Linked DNA regions of Mus musculus: region 2 is linked to region 1. Evidence: chromatin loops called from intact Hi-C (ENCODE). Cell type or tissue: left cerebral cortex. All regions are shown on one strand. Each heading gives the region's core, and the rest is flanking DNA. Links, peaks and the distances in the headings are about the cores only.

Region 1 (4,384 bases), core at 1,885-4,384:
TGTAGGTTGTTTTGGCAGAAGCAACAGCTAGCTGCACAGATACTTTGTGGCAATTGCTCAGGGTTAAAAAGCTCAGTAATTGCACTTCAAGGTCACTTCAGTCAAAGATTGACATCATTGCAAGAGCCACACCAATCTTTTCCCCAGCTCTTCAAACCCAGCAAGAGATCCCAACCTTCCAGAAGCCACACAGAACCTCACACCTACCTCAATGGGGTCTACGTCATGGGCAATCACCACCAGCTGAGCCTTCTTGTTCTCCACCAAGGTGGTGACTGTATTGACTCCTGGAACATACAACACAACCACTTTGCCTGTGTGCTCCGGCTGCTGCAGTCACAAAAATGCAGCTCCACTAAGCTGCGACTCAGGGTTAAAAAGCTCGATTTACTCTTCACAATATTTTCAGGTGAAGAAATTCACACATCACTGCACAGCCTGCCTTACCATCCTCCCTTTGGGGGGTGGGGGGGACGGGCAGGGAAGCACTGACCTGCTCGGAGGACAGGTGGTCTCTTAGTTGGGACGTCGCCTTTGCCAGCAGCTTTCTTCTCAGCACGGGCCAGTAGCCTTTGCTTCTTCTCTTGCTTTGTCTCTGGCCTGTACTTGTGGGCAAGCTTAAGCAGCTGAGTAGCTGGAAAACACATTCAATTGGACTCTAAGCCTGAATCCCTTTAAAGGCGCTGGGGCTATTACTTGGCCAGCAATCTCACGCCCAGGCCCAATTCTAACCTGTCACTTAACCTGGCATTGAAAAGTTGTGTCTGACCTCCTAGCCCTGAATGGCTGTGGCTCATGCCATTAATACCAGCACTCATGAAACAGGCAGCAATGCTGAGCTCCACAACTAGAGACCCTGATCCCCCAACAAAACCACCCTATTGTGGTACACTGATGAGACGGCAGGAGGTCAACACGGGGATCCTTCCTCAACTGCTTCCTCACCAAATCCCGCCCATTCCAGGTGGAGGGACTGGGGACCCCCTTCCACCTCTCTCTTCATAGCTGTATTAGTGTGGCCATGCACTGCAGTAAGGGCAAACTCGGGGCCAGTTTCTGGCTCTGGGGCCCGGAACCTCACCTGTCTGCCTGTCCAGGGCCTGGGTGAACTGGTTAATGGCAGGAGGGACTTTGAGCCGCTTGTAGAGGATAGCTCTTTGCCGCTGCAGTCTGATGTAGCGGGGCCATTTGACGAAGCGCGTTAAATCTCTTTTGGGCTGGATGTCCTGTCCTGGGAAGTTAAGAGGGACACTGTGACCGAGGCCTCTCCTCGGGCCGGCCTGCAGCCGAGGCAGTACCCAGGGCAGGAGGGCGTCGGTGCATCAGCGATCTTGGTGGTTCTAGTGTCATCACCACTCATCTGATAGCAAATATTCTGTCACATCATCTGCACACGACCACCATTCCCCTTCTCACACCAGCCGAGCATGCGCAGTGGCGGCTGCTCGGGACGGTGCCCGGCTCTCATTCAGTCCATTGCCCGTCAAGGCGCCTTGCCCTTGTGACACGCCGACGCCACTCCTTACCAATGCCGAAGTTCTTGGGCCTCTTCTCGAACAGAGGGTTGACCACCTTCTTGGCCTCCTGCTTCTTGACGACGGCGGGGGCCGGGGCCACCTTCTTCCCCTTGGCCTTCTTCCCTTTGGGCTGTACGGAAGAGAGAAACCCGTGCCATCGGGCAGCGGAGTCATTGCCTGTGAGTCGGTCGCTGTGGCTCCCTTTCCGCGAGGGACCCCGAGGAGACAGGGACGGCGGAGAACGCCGCTGACGGGCGACGGGCGGCGGATGGAGGCGGATAGCGCGGGGGCCCAGAGACACTCACCATCTTGCTCGGCTGCTGGAGAAAGAAAGAAGAGGGAATTGTGGGGGATAAGTAAGTGGCCGCAGATATCGCGAGAGCAGGCGCCCTCGCGGGATTTCGGATTTAAAGCGACAAGGACCCACTTCGGACTCTGACAGAGGGGCGGAGCCTGAGCGGGGGCGTGTCGGGCCGCGGCTGCGCGTTCGTCCAGGCGGGCGGGCCCTGGCACCGGACCGCAGGCTCCGAGAGGCGGCGGGAGGCGCCAGGAGTGAACGGAAGCCGCGGGAAGGAGCGTGCGGGTGCTTTGTTCCCTCGCCGTAAGGGCCTGCTGCCGGGCGTGTGTTCGTGGACGGAGCTGTTGTATCGGAAATCCCGGTCCCCAGCCCTCAGTACTCGGTTCGGGCCGGACCAGACTGGTTCTCGTCCAGGGCCCGCCATGGCCCAGCAGAGAGCCCTTCCCCAGAGCAAGGAGACGCTGCTGCAGTCATACAACAAGCGGCTCAAAGACGACATCAAGTCCATCATGGACAACTTCACCGAGATCATCAAGACCGCCAAGGTGTGTGGTAGCTGTTCCGAAGCCATTGGAGAAGGCTGGGACTGGTTTTCCCTGGGGCCTGGGTACAGGGGTGAGGAAAGCAGAGGGAATGTGACTCACCTGACCGGTGCGGGTAGGAGTGAAGAGGCGTTAAAAGTAATGGGACAGCAGATAAATAGAAGAGCCAAATAGTGACAAGCACAGAGCAGAGAGGAGAACTCTGGCCCGTTTGCCAGGGCTCTACGTTAGTTACTGAGCACTAGCCACCTGGGCTGAGGTTTACCCTTGCCATAGATTCTTGTGATGACTGGTGAGTTTAACCCTTAAACACCACAACCCTCATGTTGTGGTGACCTCCAGCCATAAAATTATTTTTGTTGCAACTACAGAACTGTTGTTACCCTTTGAGTCGTAAATGCCAGTGTTTTCCGATGGTCTTAGGCAGCCCCTGTGAAAGGCAATCCACAGGTTGAGAAATGCTGTTCTATTTAAATAATTTCTGAGAAGCCTCAAGCCCACTGAGGTCTGTGTTAGGCTCCAGCTGGTCCACCTGTAAGCTTAAACTCAGAGATCAGAAAGTTTGTCTTTTTAATCCTTTATTGAACATCTTTTCTTTCTTTTTAAGATTTATTTATTTAAGGACTGGAGAAATGGCTCAGTTAAGAGTACTGACTGCCCTTCTAGAGGTCCTGAGCTCAATTCCCAACAACCACATGGTGGCTCACAACCATCTGTAATGAGATCTGATGCCCTCTTCTGGTGTGTCTGAAGACAGCAACAGTGAACTCATATACATTAAATAAGTCAATGTCTTTTTAAAAGATTGATTTATTTAATGTATATGAGGACTCTATTTGCATCTATACCTGCAAGACAGAAGAGAACATCAGACAGAAGAGGGAGGGCATCAGATCCTATGGCAGCTGGTTGTGACCCACCTTGTGGTTGCTGGGAATCGAACTGAATGTACCATCTCTCTAGCCCTTTATTTCTTATAAACTGTCACAAAGACTGGGCAGTGTCCTTTTGACATGAAGTAACCTATCGTCACCCAGAGAACAAGAAGGGGTTGGAGACATTGCCAGTTGTCTAGACAGGAAGTAGGCTCTGGATCTGCGGGAAGGCCTGACAGGCTATGGTAAAGACATGAAGGCGGGTGGCGGCGGCGGCGGCGGCGGTGGCAGCTAAGCCAGGTGGCTGCTCCCTGTGTTGATTCTAGGCTTTTCTTATTTGCCCTCAGATTGAGGATGAGACGCAGGTGTCTCGGGCTACTCAGGGCGAACAGGACAATTATGAGATGCACGTTCGAGCAGCCAACATCGTGAGTGTGGGATGGAAGACACCATGGAGGGGTTGTAGGTAGAGTCCAGAGTAGCAGAGGAAAACAAGGGAGCAATGGGGTGGGCAGAGCCTGTCTTGGGGATTGCCCTCATAGGCACTGGGAGGAGGGCCTTGTCCGTTCTGTGGTGGTGATGAGAGGGAGGGCAGCTGTTCCTGTTGACATGAAGGTTTCCCAAGGCTGCTTGCGAATGGAAAAGGAAATGGTGGAATGAGTCCTGTGTGAAATGTGAGCCTCTTGATCTTGCAGAGAAAGCCCAGTAGGCAGTGTCTGTGCAGTGGGTATCGGCAGCGGTGTGGGGCACAGATGCCTGCGACTGCCCAACCTGCAGTTGTGCCGTATCTGGGAAAGGAGGAGTCAGGAGGAAAGTCGGCATGGTTTTCTGTTGGCTCTGAGTGGAATACGCAGGATGTGTACATGGTGTGAGTGGTGTGGTTGGGAAAGGAAAACTCCTTTAAGTGAGCAAACTTAGCCCACTTGGTCACGGAGGGTACTGATTTTGCCTCCCTGGCTGTGCCTCTGTCCTCACAGATACCTCTGTACAGGGCAGTGTTTTTCTTTGCAGAACGTAAACCAGACTTCCAGGATGCACTGCTGGCTCAGCAGCACGTACACAGAGCAGGGCCACTGTGTCTGCCTCCTTTTATATTTTACCCTGATTACGATGGTGCAGGTTCGAGCTGGTGAGTCACTGATGAAGCTGGTA
Region 2 (4,831 bases), core at 1,034-3,533, 100 kb before region 1:
GCTTCCAGGGCCACAGAAGTGAAAGACTGTCGGCCCCCTGCCTGTGTGGAGCTAGGCCTGGTCTCACCTGAAAGGCCTGCACTCCTGTCCTCAGCATTCCATCTACAGAGCTACTCCACCATGCTGTCCTACAGAGCCACCTTTGGGAGGACCAGGTCGCAACTCAGACGAACAGGAGTCCTTTGACAACCAAGGACTCAAATACATCCACTCACTTGGGGTGCTAATAATGCTCATGTCTTCCATATAAAGGAGATGTCCCTATAATCCTTTCTTCCTCTGTCTACAGAGGTCTTTGGGACCAGAATAAATCCCTCCAATAAATAATAAGCCCCTTAGAATATCCTCCATTCCAAGAGAGGATAGCCCTATGTCAAAGTGACCGGCTAAGCCATAGCTCCTGCCAAACCCCTATTGAGTTTTTAAAGCAAATACACGATATCCTTCCCTCCTATGATATGCCAGTATTCAAAACCTTGATGTCCACCCCCCTGATCCCAATGATCAGGTTCAGGGAACAATTTAAGCTACGGCCACAGGTCTCCAGTAAGGTTTCACTGATAGCTTGGCTCGGCAGGAGGATTAGGGAGGCCTTCGGGAGTAGCACAGGTACCCACAGGAAGTATGGGACTGGGTGGGATTTCCAAAGTCAATCTAATCTAGAAATCACCTGGTCACTGACTGAATCACCATGACGGAGGGAGGATAGCCGCCTACAGGTCATGGTCAGGCCCTTCCTTGTCCCTCACCCCTTAATACCACCTTGAACTAGCTAACTGCACTGAAGAGGATTTGATCAACCTCAGCAGACTTCTTCCAGAGCTGCCTTACCAGGGCAGCACATACCTAACTCTACCCTATCCATCTGACTAGCAAGATCGTCTGGACAGATGGGGCTCCAAGGTATTCCTCCAGACAGGAAAACGGATGAGTCTTCCCCTACCCACACAGTTCCTGCTCTGGTACCAGGTAGGCAATGGATCCTCGGGCCTTCCCAGCACTCACCTGGACTTCTAGGAATTCACAATGAAAGGGACACCCAGGATTTAGCAAACACACTGTTTGGAAGGCCAGCAACATAGCTGCACTGAAGAGGCGGACCTGCCTTCCTCTTTACAAGAGCAGAGAAAGCTTGCTGGTGTGGAGGATACTAGGCCGACGAGAAGCATTAGGAGAGTGTGGACAGTAGGAACCCGAGGAGAACTCCGATCACTGCCCAGCCACCCTGAGGGGCCACTCTTCTCCTGGCACCATCTGACCCCCAAGCAAACTTCCCAGCCTGTGGAGAGCTGCCCCCCATTTATGAACAAGTTTTGTCCAAAGGCTGGGAACTTGGCAGTCCCACCCCAGCCCAGGTAAGCATCACCAGGCCGAGGCAGGGCCGGGAAGGGGCAGACGCGCGTCCTCTGTGAGTCTCATTTCCTCTGATCAGGGCCGCAACAACTGGGCAGTAAGCCATCGAGTTCCGGCGGTGGACTGCAGGCCTGAGGCCGGGAGCCATGGCAACCCCGGGGACGCCCGCTCCCTGGACCCGATACTCACACACCGCTCCTAGCACTCCCGCCAGGCGGCACAGCCAGCGGTACCACCAAGTCATGCCCTCTTCCTGTGCCGGCGGGGCTGGGCCCGCGGCCGCTCCGGCGGCGCCCGAGCCGCTCATGCTAAACGCTGCGCGCAGCCCCAGGCGCGCACAAAGAGACGTGTCCACCCGCGCGCGGCCTTGTGGGAGAGGTGGTGATTAGCATAGGGGCGGGCCCGCAGGCCATAGCCGGGGGGCGGGGGGAGGGCGGGAGGAAATGGAGTATAGCATAAGGGGCGTGTTTACAGACTGTCAGACGCCCTTTGCCACCCAGCAGGTGCGCTGGATCCGGTCTGGCCTTTCCTCTTTGCAAGATTGGAAGACGTCATCCAGAAGTGGCAAAGGCCTTGTTCAGACCTCCAAGGAACTCCGCCTTGCAGTAGAATGAGCTTTCGAGCTAGGCTTGTAATGGGCGGCAGGTTATGGGAGGAAAACTCCAGTCTGGTATCCTGTATCCTTTATTAACCACTGGGGGCTGGGACTGTTTTTCTGATCTCCACCTCCCAGTCCCAGCCCTTCTGCACCTGGAAAAGGTCACTAAAAGAGGTTCCCTAAGGCTAGCAGGCATTAGAACTTCTAAAGAGGCTAAAGTTGCATACTCCCCGGCTGTTGGAGAGAAACCTAGGACAGAGCCAGGCTGTCGTCCTGTTCCGATGTCCTAGGTGAGATGGTCCAATACTCGCCCTGGAGACTGGCATGTGCCTCCAGGAAGCCAGGGCTAAACTCCAGTTCAGCCTCGCTGCCTTCGGACTCCCAGTAGAGCACCTGCTGCCCCCAAAATGTTGTGGTCCTCAGACTGTGGATGTCCCTGATCTGTGGAGAAGCAAGTAGCCAGAACAGGCCATGAGTGATCATTATTTATAAACTCCTGGCTACTCAGAGTCATTTTTGTTTCTTAAAGGAGCCCACATGAGGGACACTCGGTTCTACCCAAGAAACTCCCCAGAACACACAACCAGGTACAAGAGCTAGGATCCTGCTCAAGACTAAGTCTGAGGTGCTCTGGTGCCTTGTAGAGCATACTGAATCGCAACCCTACCTATGCTCTTCTGAAAACAAACAAAACACCAGACACAAACACGATGCTTCCACGCTGGGTCAACAGGCAATGGACTCCCAGGGAAGGCCTTCTCTCTTCCTTCTTGTGGGTAGAGCCACAAGCATTCCCTGGTGAGTGAGTGAGTGGCAGAAACCCTCCTTCCCATTCTTTCCAATAATTTTGAAGTTTTGGATGAAAAATAAGCTAAAAGTGTTCCCTAATGCCAACACTCCCTCCCTCCTTCCTAGAGACAGCTCTCCAGAATCGTATCAAAAGATTACCCCCTTTTTGTCCCCATCCTCGTGGCCTCACCGAGACATAGTTGGCATTGGTCCCCTCAGAAGCAGTGCCCATATCACTGGCCAGGGCGCGGATGGCAATGCGGGCCTGTGGAGCCACACTGATGAAGACCCTGCAGGTCCCTGCCTTCCTCCCGTCTGGGCTCAGTGAGGGACTCACAATTTCACCCCGAGGTCCAAAGAGCTGCCTGTCACATTCTGCAGGCAAGAACAATGATAGGCTGGGTGAGGGCCACCTCAGGGAGACTACTGACACCAGGGGGTTCCCTGACTGCCTCTCCCGTCCCTCTGGTGGGCCTTTACTCTGTCCACTTCTAATAGACTAGCTTCAGGCAGTGATCTGAAAGGGGCAGGCAGTGGTGGCTCAGCAGAAGTGTTTTGTACAAGGCAGACAACTTAAGTCTGATTCCTAGGATCCCCATGGCAGGAAAGAACCTCTATCACTGACCCTCAGCCCCGTCCCCACAAACACACACCCTAACTTCGACGAGGGCGGAAAAGCTTTTGGTTCTTGCCACACAAGCCTGATTGCCTGAGTTCAATCCCAAGAACCCGTGTAAAGATAAAAGAAGAAAATTGGCTCCGTGGTGGAGTTGCCCTCTGTCCGCCACACCCACATCGTGCCATGTGCATGCCCACACATGTACATCGTAATTCCTAATATTTAAAGGGACTGAGAGGTGTTGGTGCCCTCTGTGGGGAGAAGGCAACAGTGGCATGCTTTGGGCTGGGCACCTTAAAAGAGAAGTCAATAAACTGGGCTACACAGTACTTAAAACGCTGAACTGGCTAAGAAGTTGAGTTTGACTGTGCTGTCCAGTGACGTCATCAGTGGGAACCCCGCTGCACCTAAGCCTCTCTTTCGAGGCAGATCGTCTGCATGTGAGAAGTGAGAAGGAAGGAGGAGGAAGCCAGTGGGCTCCCGGATGGGACCTTGCTGCCAACACAGCTCATGGCTGGAGGTGGCAGGGGAAAGGGTGATAACATGAAGCCTCTCCTTTGCAGAGGCAACACCCCAGTTGTAGTGTTTTTCACGTGAGACCTGGGCCATGCAAAAATGTCTGGAGTTGTCGAGGTAAGACATCTTCAATCATCTTGTTTTTACATCAAAACCCTGAGGTGATCAAGAGGGCTGATACTGTTTGGATTCTGGGTAAAGCAGTGTACGGCTGGTTTTGTGTCAACTTGACACAGCTGGAGTTATCACAGAGAAAGGAGCTTCAGTTGGGGAAATGCCTCCATGAGATCCCGCTGCAAGGCATTTTCTTAATTAGTGATCAAGGTGGGAGGGCCCCTTGTGGGTGGTGCCATCTCTGGGCTGGTAGTCTTGGGTTCTATAAGAGAGCAGGCTGAGCAAGCCAGGGGAAGCAAGCCAGTAAAGAACATTCCTCCATGGCCTCTGCATCAGCTCCTGCTTTCTGACCTGCTTGAGTTCCAGTCCTGACATCCTTTGGTGATCAACAGCAAAGTGGATGTGTAAGCTGAATAAACCTTTTCCTCCCCAATTTGCTTCATGGTCATGATGTTTGTGCAGGAATAGAAACCCTGACTAAGACAAGCAGGAATCCACGAGATGTTCTCTCTCTGGGGAATATATAGTGTAAGCATCTTCCCTGTGGGTGCTAGCATACACATACAAGTCACAAGAAGAAGGCTGAGGAAAAGCGGCTTACAAGCCTGAGAGGACCTTGAAAGAACTGAGGTCCAGGGTCAAGGGTATGAGGCAGTGAGTGGCCTGAGGAATGGGACAAGTACAGGGACCGTATCTACAACCCATCTGGTTCATGGCCACAGAGGAACTCCATTCTGACCATGTGGAAGACATTGCCTGCTCCCAGTTTCCACTGGGACCAGCTCTCTCCTGCCCTGTCCATAGCAACATAGGCACACCCACAAAGTGAGAAGGGAGGGAGG

The links. Hi-C counts contacts between places; a loop is a spot of excess contacts. Peaks named below come from ENCODE experiments on the same cell type or tissue, not always from the same donor. Only the 100,000 strongest peaks of a DNase experiment are listed, where the experiment ranks them.
Region 2: a loop joins it to region 1, with 2.6 times the contacts of the local background. A loop is called at or near these places in 9 of 42 quality-filtered maps.

The regions. Positions count from the first base shown.
Region 1 is chr2:26,908,269-26,912,652 of GRCm38, reverse strand. Med22 (mediator complex subunit 22) reads left to right here and starts at 2,011. Exons shown (of 4, transcript NM_001033908.1): 1 at 2,011-2,360; 2 at 3,580-3,660; 3 at 4,352-4,384. The coding sequence starts at 2,238. It overlaps Rpl7a (ribosomal protein L7A), which reads right to left and starts at 1,846. Exons shown (of 8, transcript NM_013721.3): 1 at 1,823-1,846; 2 at 1,527-1,647; 3 at 1,082-1,231; 4 at 494-634; 5 at 208-287. The coding sequence starts at 1,825. It overlaps Gm23969 (a small nucleolar RNA gene), which reads right to left and starts at 1,392; the gene lies at 1,319-1,392. It overlaps LOC115489587 (a small nucleolar RNA gene), which reads right to left and starts at 435; the gene lies at 362-435. It also overlaps LOC115489586. In left cerebral cortex, for the core only: a CTCF peak has its summit at 3,102 (motif pointing left); DNase peaks (open chromatin) are centred at 1,942, 2,425, 2,869 and 3,014; H3K4me3 peaks cover 1,122 bases; H3K27ac peaks cover 950 bases.
Region 2 is chr2:27,006,817-27,011,647 of GRCm38, reverse strand. It overlaps Adamts13 (a disintegrin-like and metallopeptidase (reprolysin type) with thrombospondin type 1 motif, 13), which reads right to left. Exons shown (of 29, transcript NM_001001322.2): 28 at 2,931-3,115; 29 at 2,023-2,392. The coding sequence ends at 2,201. It overlaps Cacfd1 (calcium channel flower domain containing 1), which reads right to left and starts at 1,722. Exons shown (of 6, transcript NM_029862.4): 1 at 1,543-1,722. The coding sequence starts at 1,660. In left cerebral cortex, for the core only: a CTCF peak has its summit at 2,069; DNase peaks (open chromatin) are centred at 1,143 and 1,725; H3K4me3 peaks cover 1,279 bases; H3K27ac peaks cover 1,429 bases.